Regions from separate parts of the Homo sapiens genome. Here region 1 is linked to region 2. The links are chromatin contacts, found by Hi-C or POLR2A ChIA-PET in ENCODE. All regions are on one chromosome and are shown on one strand. The core of a region is the stretch at or near the end of the contact, and the rest is flanking DNA. Distances in the headings are between cores, read along the strand shown.

Region 1 (5,097 bases), core at 161-2,660, 1.2 Mb after region 2:
GCGACAAAGGGAGACCCTGTCTCCAAAAAAAAGAAAAAGAAGAAGGAGATGCTCAAAGACGTGCACGATGCGAATACGGCAACGCACGAGAAGAGGTCCAGATTTTCCCATTAAAGAGAAATCACTGGTGGCTTTGTGGAAAAAAAAAGCAGAGACATTTCGCAGAAGCAGTAACTTCAACGATTTATAGTCCAAGTGATTGATTCCACACACAAAACAACATAGCTGGCCTTCACACCAACCCTGTGAGGAAAGGCTGTGTTTGGATACCTGTAATTTACTTTAAAATACTTTCCTACTGCGCAGGTACAGATAGGTTTGTTACGCTGATTGACTCCACAGGGTAGTGGGAGCTTCCTGCTCCAGCACGCTGCAAGGCCACACAGCAGGAGGCAGCAACTCCAGTGATTCCGTTTATCATTTTCTCCAATTAACACTAATGGCTGGGCGAATTAGCACAATGAGCATTAAAACTGTTTTCCCTGGTAAAAGTTAGTGACTTGTTAGCACAATAGAAGTGAAAATGAACAATGGTTGTCAAGTTAGCGGTATTTAAACTCTGGAACTTAGCTCCAATCTCTGCTTGGAGCATCAGCGACACTCTAACCTTAATCCCTAAATCGGCCCAGCTGTGAAAGGATCCAGCTGTGAAATCATAGTAGCTTTTCAGGTTGCCTGATACCATCTAGAAGGGAAACATCCCTCCAACCTAAACTAGAACGAAACTTTCATATTGGATACGGACAGAACACCCAAAGGCCAAGGAGCTTGCACTTCGTGGAGCTCTTAGGCGGGCTGTTCCACAGTTGTGTGTGTGTCTGAGTCTCCTGCTTGCTGACCAATGTTTGAGGGTGTGGTCAAATGGATCTGAAACTTGTTTTCTTCATACATGGTAGCGAGGCTCTGAGGGAAGTACTAACCCTCGCCAATCTCTGATCATCGGCCACCAGCAAAGCTACCAAGAGAAACTACTAGCAGTGCTTGACCAAGCCGGCCCGGGGCGCAACTGGCAGGCGCCGTTACGCCGCGTTGACCACATCCGAAAATAGATGAAGCCTTTGAGAGGCTGAAGAGCCCGACTGGGACAAGGCGTGTGCTGGCCGCCCCCTCGCTGGCTTCCCACAGGCTGCAGCTCCTTGCTCCAGGGCCGGCCCCCTCCTGTCCTCTCTCCAGCCCCCAGCGCCCCGGGAGCGGGCGACGCGCAGCCCTCACTCACCTTTGTGGCAGTGGGACAGGAAGTAGGCGCGGGCCCTCAGGTTCTCCCTATCGAAGCGGTCTATGGAGATAGTTGGATACTCGGCCATCTGCCCCTCGAAAGAACTCATAGCGCCGCCGATCCCAGAGTCCGGGACCCCAAAACCGCAGCTGAAGCCAAGGCCAGCCCTGACCGCGCCGCCACTTCCGGGAAGCCGCGCGCTGCCTCGCCATTGGGCGGCCGAACGCAGCCACGTCCAATCAGAGGAGTCCGGAGACCGGGGGCAAAGTCAAGGAGCATCCGGTCGGGTTCTAGGCGCCCGCTGCTTGGGTTTAAATCACCCGCGCTTCGCTGCACGCGATGGGCCCTGAGCCCTGCCCAGTGCAAGGCTCATTCCCGCCCAACAAACACAGGTGTTGCTCTGGTAAGGCGTTGCCCATGTCTGTGGAGGTGCAGTCGCGGGAAGGGAAATCGAAACTCCCAGAGCAGGTGGCCCCAGCCGACGAGGTGAGTGGGCTGCGGAACTGCGCTTAGAAATCATTCTTCGTTCCGCTTCCTGCTTGTCTGCTGCTAGCCTGAAACCCGAGCTCAGTTCCCCGCCCTCTCTCTTCTGTTCCCAATTTCTAACCTTGTGGGATTACCGTGAGGGTTGTATGAGAAAGTTTGTATCTGACTCATGGTAGATTCAGGAACTATTAATTCCCTCTTCCGTTTATATAATCTACAAACTGAATAAATCATCTCTGCGTGATCTTGGGGCAAATAAGATCCCAATAATGCCTTCGCTGCTGGCCTCTCCCCTGGGCCCCCACCTTTTTGAGCTATACTTTTAGGAAGTTAGAATGATGTACTTAAAAAAAGAAAAATGGCAGGAAAGGTCTAAAATTTTTTAACAACCAAAGCAACTTTATGAAAAGGTTTGTTAAACCTTTTATTGTATTTCCTTTATTGTATTACAATAAACCAAATAATCACCATGACATTTATTGTGCTCCTTCCTATCAAATCTCCTTAGTATAATTAAACACAAACAACCCAGAACACTTTCGCTTTATTTTATTTATTTATTCAGTTGGGGTCTAGTTCTATCGCCCAGGCTGGAGTGCAGTGGCGTGATTTCGGCTCTCTGCAACCTCCGCCTCCCGGGTTCAGGCGATTCTCCTGCCTCAGCCTCCAGAGTAGCTGGGACTACAGGCACGCGCCGCCACGCCTGGCTCATTTTTATATTTTTAGCAGAGACGGGGTTTCACCACGTTGACCAGGCTGGTCTCGAGCTCCTGGCCTCATGCGATCCGCTCGCCTCGGCCTCCCAAAGTGCTGGGTGAGCCATTGTACCTGGCTTTCCAGGCCTCCATAACACTTGAAGTCCCACTTTGTGCACAGCACTGTGACAAACCTTCGGGTAGCATTCAATCTATCTGGCGACAACATGTTTGCAGAATATGGCAAATAAATGCTTCCACAGAGACGCAAGGTAACGTGAGAACAAATCCAGGAACAAAGATTTCTGACCAGGGAAATCAGGAATCAGAATGCCATCCCAGCCCACCTCAGTGGCTCATGCCTGTAATCCCAGCACTTTGGAGGGCTGAGGCAGGTGATCACCTGAGGTCAGGAGTTCAGGACCAGCCTGGACAACATGGTGAAACCCCATCTCTACTAAAAATACAAAAATCGGCCGGGCATGGTGGCACACATCTCCAGCTACTCGGGAGGCCGAGGCAGGAGAATCACTTGAACCTGGGAGGCGGAGGTTGCAGTGAGCCTAGATCATGCCAGTTCACTCCAGCCTGGGCAACAGAGAGAGACTCTGTCTCAAAAAAACAAAACAAAACAGAATGACATCCCTAGTGAATGTCAGCTTGTGCCTGTAGCCATGATACTCAGAGTTCTATTCAAATACAGATTTCCATGAAATCTTGAGGAGGGGGAGGAGGGGTGACATGGAAAGGTATACACAACATAATCACTAATTGAGGTAAAATATCCTGCTAGTATACTACTGGCAACACCTTTGATGGTTTGTCTTAGAACACATGGGAACAACTGCCCTGGCAGGGTTATGGAGACCTAACAACAAATTCTGCTGTGAGTCTAGTGTCCGAAGAATCTCACGGTAGAGCTCCAGGAAAGGCAGGTCAAGTTAATGCTCGTGATCTTATGTATTTGCTCACTTATTTATCTCCTCCTCTTTCCACAATGGATACAGTACAAACAAAGGGAAATAGAGTCAGGACAAAGAGAAAGACAGGATAGAAAATAGGCAAGATAGGTAAGCATAGCCCAGACCAAACCTAGTGAATCAGAAACTCTGGGAGAGTGGGGCCTGGCAGTTTGCAGCTTAACACACCTTCTAGGTGATTCTGATGGACCCTAAAGTTTGAGAACCACTGGATTCGAGTCTAAAGAACATTCAGGGCCAGTGTGGTGGCTCATGCCTATAATCCCAACACTTTGGGAGGCCGACGCAGGTGGATCACCCGAGGTCAGGAGTTCGAGACCAGCCTGACCAACATGGGGAAACCCCGTCTCTACTAAAAATAAAAAAAAAAATAGCCAGGCATGGAGTCAGGGGCCTGTAATCCCAGCTACTCAGGAGGCTGAGGCAGGAGAATTGCTTGTACCCAGGATGCGGAAATTGCACTGAGCCGAGATTGGACCATGGCACTCCAGCCTGGGCAACAAGAGCGAAACTCCATCTCGAAAGCAAAACAAAACAAAAAAACACAACACTCAAGAAGTCTGGGGCAGGAATTCAGGTAGGAAGCTGCTGCAATACTGCAGGAAATGTGATGGTGAAGCTTAATTCATTCAGCAAATCATTCACTGACCATCTACTGTGTATCAGACACTATTTTAGACACTAAAGATACAGTAGTGAGCAAAGTAGACAAAAAATGTGGCCCATCCTGGTGGCTCCTGCCTGTAATCTCAGCACTTTGGGAGGCCAAGGCAGGTGGATCACTTGAGGCCAGGAGTTAAAGACCAACATGACAAAACCCCAGCTCTACTAAAGATGCAAAAAGAATTAGCCGGGTGTGGTGGTACACCTACAATAACAACTACTTGGGAGCTGAGGCACAAGAATCACTTGAACCTGGAGGCAGAGATTGCAGTGAGCCAAGATGGCACCACTGCACTCCAGTCTAGACGACAAAAGAGACCCTGTCTCAAAAAAATAAAACTAAAAAAGCAGACAAAAATCCCTGTGGACGTGGGAGTGTACCTTCTAATGCAAGTAATTACTGTCTACCATTTATGTAGTTCCAGATGTTATCAGTGTTTTATACTCATTATTTCATCCTCACATCCTACCTGCCCATCAGATAGGTACACTTTCTGTCCTCATTTGCCAGTTGAGGATACGGAGGTTAAGTAGCTTGTCCAGGGTCATGTTGATAGTAAGTAGAGCTCAGATTTAAATCCAAGAAGGCCACCACACTTTTAGACACTGTGCTCTCTGACAACACACTGCTAGCCACCGTGCCATGCTGCCTCCACAGCATCGGAAGGGCAGTGATGAAATATACTGATTCAAAATATATCCCTTTAGCACCTACTGTGTGCTAGGCAGTGTTAGGCCAGTGTGGCTGCAGCAGAATGATCCGGGGCTACAGAGGAAGGAGGGAGGGTGTTGTGAGCAAATCTTACAGGGCTTTGCTCACCATGTATAGCCTCTGGTTTTCACTCTCCATAAGATGGGAAGCCATTGCAGGGTTGTGAGCAGAGGACTGACATAATTTGACTTAGGTTTTTTTGTTTTGTTTTCTTTGAGACGGAGTCTCCCTCTATGCCCAGGCTGGAGTGCAGTGACGCAATCTCGGCTCACTGCCACCTCCACCTCCACCTCCACCTCCTGGGTTCAAGCGATTCTCCTGCCTCAGCCTCCCGAGTAGCTGGGA
Region 2 (5,435 bases), core at 1,571-4,070:
AGCAGAATGCTCCGAGGGGTTGTTTCCCTGGCAACTCCTGTCTCCCCCATTCCATGCAAAATAAAACACAAACCAAGCTTTGCTTTAAGTGCTCCCTGATGCAGTTCAGCGTGGAGAACTGCGCGTCTGCCAAAGAGCCCGAACAAAACCATCTGGACTCTGCTGCATGGCCCCGTCTGTGGCTGCTGTAGCTGCCCGTGGGAAGGCCCTGCCTCCAGCTTCTGCCCTTGGCTGCGAACCATGGAGTCCCGGCTCCCAGGCCTATCCCCGGGATGATGCACTAGACATTTTTGTGGCAGGGTGCAGAACAATGGATTCCCCCTGATGCTTGCTTTAAGCATGAATTTTTGTTTTGCAAATGCAATCCTGGGAAGGAAGGGTAAGAGTAAAGTGAAGGGATGGGTGGTTTTCAGGATCAGATTGTTGCGTTGAGACATTAGAAGGGCCCAGGAATGGGCTGGGTATGGTGGCTCATGCCTGGAATCCCAGCACTTTGGGAGGCTGAGGTGGGCAGATCACTTGAGGTCAGGAGCTTGAGACCAGCCTGGGCCAACATAGCAAAACTCCGTCTCTGCGAAAAATACAAAATTTAGCTGGGTGTAGTGGTGGGCACCTGTAGTCCCAGCTACTTGGGAGGCTGAGACAAGAGAATCACTAGAACCCGGGAGGCAGAGGTTGCAGTGAGCCAGGATCATGCCACTGTACTCCAGCCTGGGCGACACAGCAAGGCTCCTTCTTAAAACAAACACAAAAACAAAAGGGTCCCAGGAACAGAAGAGAAGGTGTGCATGTCAGAACAGTAGCCTGATCTGACTTCTCTTCACTTAGGAGGGAGGGGGTGAGCTAGGGAGCAGGAATATGAAGGCAGTAGGGACCAGGAGGGTGGAAGCAGCTGCCCCTTGCCCAGGGCCGGGGTGCAGCTTGCTGGAAAAGCATCATTTTCTTCATGGGGTCTGGGGCATTTCTGCCCATGGGCCCTTGAGGCTTAGAAGTCCTGCCTGTTAAATACCTCACTCTGAGGCTGGCAGAGCAAACACAACAATCAAATCAACAAACAGGAGATGCTCCACCTTGCCTCCCCTTTGTAAACAGGGTAAGGTGGGCTCTGACTGAGCTGGTTTCGGGGCAGCCCCGATGGTCTGCGCCACCTCAGGGGAGCCTCCCGAGCTTGCGCTGGCTCAGTGCAGCCGTCATAACCCACCACCATGTAAAGCTGCCAACACACTCTGCCTCTCCGCATAAAAACACAGCAGGCACCCATAATGATCATCAGGATGACTGGGCCGGTTCCCTTAGGGATTTGTGTAACGCCTATGGCCAATTATATCCAAGGAGCTAATTAAAAAGCTAAAATACTTAGTTCTACCAATAATCAAAGAATGTATTAATTCATACCTATTAAATCAAGGGGTTTCTAGTGCACGTCACTTAAGCATCTTTAAAAAGCCCTGCAAACATCGTTCCTTTGATCTTTTGGCATCCCTCAAGAAGATCAAGTGGGAAATTTACTTCTTGGGTGAAACAAGGCCCAGAGAAATTAAGGAAAACTGCCTAAGGCCACACAGCAAGTAAGTGAAGGAACCAGAAATAGAAGTCAAGGGCACCTGGTCCATTACTCTAACCTCTAACTATGTTGCTTTCCCCAGGAGTCCACCAATTAGTGGGAACAGCTCTTACTGACTAATGGATGGTTAACTTTACAAGTGGAATGATTTTTACAAATGAGCTACAATATGACTGTAAGTAGAAAGTAAAAAAGCAAATCTTTTTCATCCTGCACCATGGCCTGGCTTTCCTTTTATACGGTAAATGATAACAAGTATTCTTTCCTTCTATCCTTGGAGTCCTGGCTTCCTCTAGTTTTCTATACAGCAATGCTTCAATACTCAGTAGCTTTCAATACTCAATGCTTTCCATACTCCAAAGACTAAAACACAACGACAACTGTGATGAAGGACAGCCTGGGCCAGGCATGGTAGCTCACGCTTGTAATCCCAACACTTTGGGAGGCCAAGGTTGGGGGATCACTTGAGGTCAGGAGCTCGAGACCAGCCTTGTCAACATGGTGAAATCCTATCTCTACTAAAAATTAGCCAGGTGTAGTGGCACGCGCCTGTAATCCTAACTACTCCGGAGGCTGAGGCAGGAGAATCGCTTGTACCCAGGAGACGGAGGTTGCAGTGAGCCGAGATCTTACCACTGCACTCCAGCCTGGGCAACACAGTGAGACTCCATTTCAAAAAAAAAAAAAGAGCAACAACAAAAAAAACAGCCTGGATGATCTGGACTTGCGTGAAACAAAACTTAGAGGAAACCACCAAGTAGTGGCTTCCTTGAGACTATGTCTGTCCCTGTTGTTGGGACTGGCTGATACTGGATGTGGATTCTTAGTTTCTGACCTAGACTTGCCGTGACTCCCAATGCGATCACAGGTCCTCCACTTCCCTGTTCTGGGCCTCAGTATCTTCATGTATGAAAACAGGAGGTGGGAAACACTTATCCACGGAGTGCAAACAAAAGTGGGTAATAAATACTGCCTTTGAGACCTGAATGCAACAGGGTCCACTCTAAGTACTTAATGAGCAGGGACCAGTTACTGGTTTCTATTAGATGGCCTGCTGGATTCCCACATCCTGTATTTAGCTGAAGGCTGGGGCAGAGGAAGGGGCTTTGGCTCCACTGGACTTCCTCCCCAGCCAGCATTTATGGAGAGCTGGGACTGCATGTGGAGTGGTGGGCAAGCTCCCAGGACGATGTGGAAATAGACGCTTGAGAGGAAGCTCAGTCTAGTGGCTCTGATGCTTGACTAGGACTTTGGAGAACCTCGTCTTCCCCCGCTGCCCCTGAGGCTGAGTCACCAAGCTTCTTAATGATCTCCCTATGAGTAACTTCCTGTTTCATCCAGGGGGGCTATTACACAGAATCACAGCAGCCATCTGGTCCACCTCCTCCTTGCACAGATAAAGTAACCCCAGTAGAGAGAGGTTAAGGGATTGGCAGAGGTTAAATAAGTAATTGATGATGGGACCCACATCTTGTGACTTCTGGTCCTGGGCTCTTTCTAACACACCATGAAGCTCTGACAATGAACGAGAACAAAGTTGTTTCAAGCTTCTTGTTCTGAGTCTCTATATAAGAAGAATTAGACTCATGGACAGGAATAATCTCCAAGCTCAGAAGAAAACATACAAACTGAAAAACTCACTTCCTTATTTCATTTCTGCCCTTTTTACTTTCTAGAGCAGACTGGCACTTGCAAATCTTTAGACGGATTTACATTTTCAGCAAATACAAATGAGTTGTTTCACATCTAGAGGGCTGCAGGGCAAAAGAAAGGAGTCACTGAACCCGAATCAGATGGAATTTAAAATGTGAGAGCACCCAGAAAGCTCCAAACCTGTGCTCTCAGAGGACTGGATCCCATGTGCCCTGGTAAGGTTTTGCTATTGGAGCACAGCCGGTTCTAAGGGGCAACAGAAGTAGGTATATATACACATATATATAATATATATACATATATGTAATATATATACACATATATATAATATATATACATATATGTAATATATATACACATATATATAATATATATACATATATGTAATATATATACATATATAATATATACATATATGTAATATATATACATATATAATATATACATATATGTAATACACACACATATATAATATATACATATATGTAATATACATATATAATATACATATATAATATACATATATAAAATATACATATATATATATATATATATATATATATATATAAAATATACTTTTTTTTTGAGACACAGTCTCACTCTATCCTCCAGGCTGGAGTGCAGTGGCACGTTCTCAGCTCACTGCAACCTCTGCTGCCTCCCGGGTTCAAGTGATTCTCTTGTCTCAGCCTCCCAAGTAGCTGGGATTACAGGCTCCCACCAACATGCCCAGTTAATTTTTGTATTTTTAGTAGAGACGGGGTTTCATCATGTTGGCCAGGCTGGTCTCGAACTCCTGACCTCAGGTGATCCACTCGCCTTGGCTTCCTAAAGTGCTAGGATTATAGGTGTGAGCCAACATCCTGGCCCAGGTATATGTTTTTAGTGGGTTGAAATCATATGTCAGAGGTTTTTTTTTTTCTATCAGTTTTTTAGGCATTCAATATATTTTACTTTTTACAAAAAAAGAAGACAGAGGCAAGGCCCTTGGGTTTCAGGCAGCATTGAATTCCCATTCCCTTTCCAACCATTCATGTAGTAGTCTTCTACTTTGTACTGGACTGTTCTCATAGGCAAGAGGAAACACATGGTGCCTAATACATGTTTATATTTGTAGCGAGCTTACAATCTACTTGGGAAGACAAGACATACATAAAGTAGCTGTATTCATGCTACAGGAACCCATGATTCCTATAGCCAGAGATGGAAACCATCTCTGGTTTCTGTACCAGGCTTTACAAACTCTATAGAAGTGCCGCACTGCAGGCTGGGCATGGTGGCTCATGCCTGTAATCCCAGCACTTTGGGAGGCAGAGGTGGGCCCATCGTGAGGTCAGAAGTTCAAGACCAGCCTGGCCAACATGGTGAACCTCTGTCTCTACTAAAAATACAAAAAATTAGCTGGGCGTGGTGGCTCACGCCTGTAGTCCCAGCTATTCGGGAGGCTGAGGCAAGAGAATCACTTGAACCCAGGAGGCAGAGGTTGCAGTGAGCGGAGATCATGCCACTGCACTCCAGCCTGGGCGACAGAGGAAGACTCCGTCTCAAAAATAAAAAATTAAAAAAAAAAATTAGAAGTGCCGCGCTGCCTCATTCACATATATCTCATGCTTTTGTCTCAAATAATCAGTATTCATGACTCTTGTTTACTCTTGATTGTTTTGGTTTTCATTTTTAGGAGCAAGAACCCTGGGTGGGAGGTCAGGAGCCCTCAGTTCTAGCTCTGACTTTGTAGAGCCCTCTCCATCTTAGCTTCGTCCTCTCTAAAACGAGGGGGTGTGTGGGCATTCCTACATTCTGTGCATGGGTTGAAGGTCAGCATTGTAAATCCAGAGAATGTCAAGCTGCAATTCTTTGGAATTTAAAAATAAAGTAGCTTGAGTTAAACATTTCCTACCGATGGGAGACAATATAGAATAGCATGGATTAAAAGCATGGTTTTCAACGTCATACTGTCTGCCACTTACCGGCTGTGTATTCTCAGCAATTGAATTTGTGCCTTAGTTTTTTCATCTTTGAAATAATAGGAATAATAGCACTTTTCTCATAGGGCTGCTGTACTAATGAATTAATATATGTTAAATGCTTAAAATGGTGCCTGGTACATAGTGCTGAAGAAATAATATGAGACTGGTGCAGTCAGTGGCTCTTGCCTGTAATCCCAGCACTTTGGGAGGCTGACATGGGTGGATCATCTGAGGTCAGGAGTTTGAGACCA

Evidence for each region. A loop is a pair of places that touch in the nucleus more often than their neighbours do. ChIA-PET counts read pairs that join two places held with the same protein, here RNA polymerase II (POLR2A). Pooled maps may share reads with other maps.
Region 1: a pooled map shows a loop between it and region 2 (5-fold over the local background). The contact joins the promoter of DCLRE1C here to the enhancer-like site in region 2. A Hi-C loop is called at or near these places in 1 of 37 single-sample maps with no recorded cell type and 2 of 50 pooled maps. POLR2A ChIA-PET finds 5 or more read pairs at or near these places in 1 of 52 experiments (activated CD8-positive, alpha-beta T cell).

Annotation. Positions count from the first base shown.
Region 1 is chr10:14,952,686-14,957,782 of GRCh38, forward strand. It overlaps DCLRE1C (DNA cross-link repair 1C), which reads right to left and starts at 1,411. Exons shown (of 14, transcript NM_001033855.3): 1 at 1,217-1,411. The coding sequence starts at 1,325. It also overlaps a transcript of MEIG1 not described here. RefSeq lists enhancers at 48-776, 777-1,504 and a silencer at 1,523-1,602.
Region 2 is chr10:13,710,276-13,715,710 of GRCh38, forward strand. The region is part of intron 12 of FRMD4A (FERM domain containing 4A); the gene reads right to left. It overlaps LOC105376426 (a long non-coding RNA gene), which reads left to right and starts at 213. Exons shown (of 4, transcript XR_001747371.2): 1 at 213-379; 2 at 1,647-1,739. RefSeq lists enhancers at 1,429-2,295, 2,296-3,160. Within about 2 kb of position 2,821, at least 13 of the 41 ENCODE cell types and tissues checked have a DNase peak (open chromatin) inside an H3K27ac peak, as active enhancers do.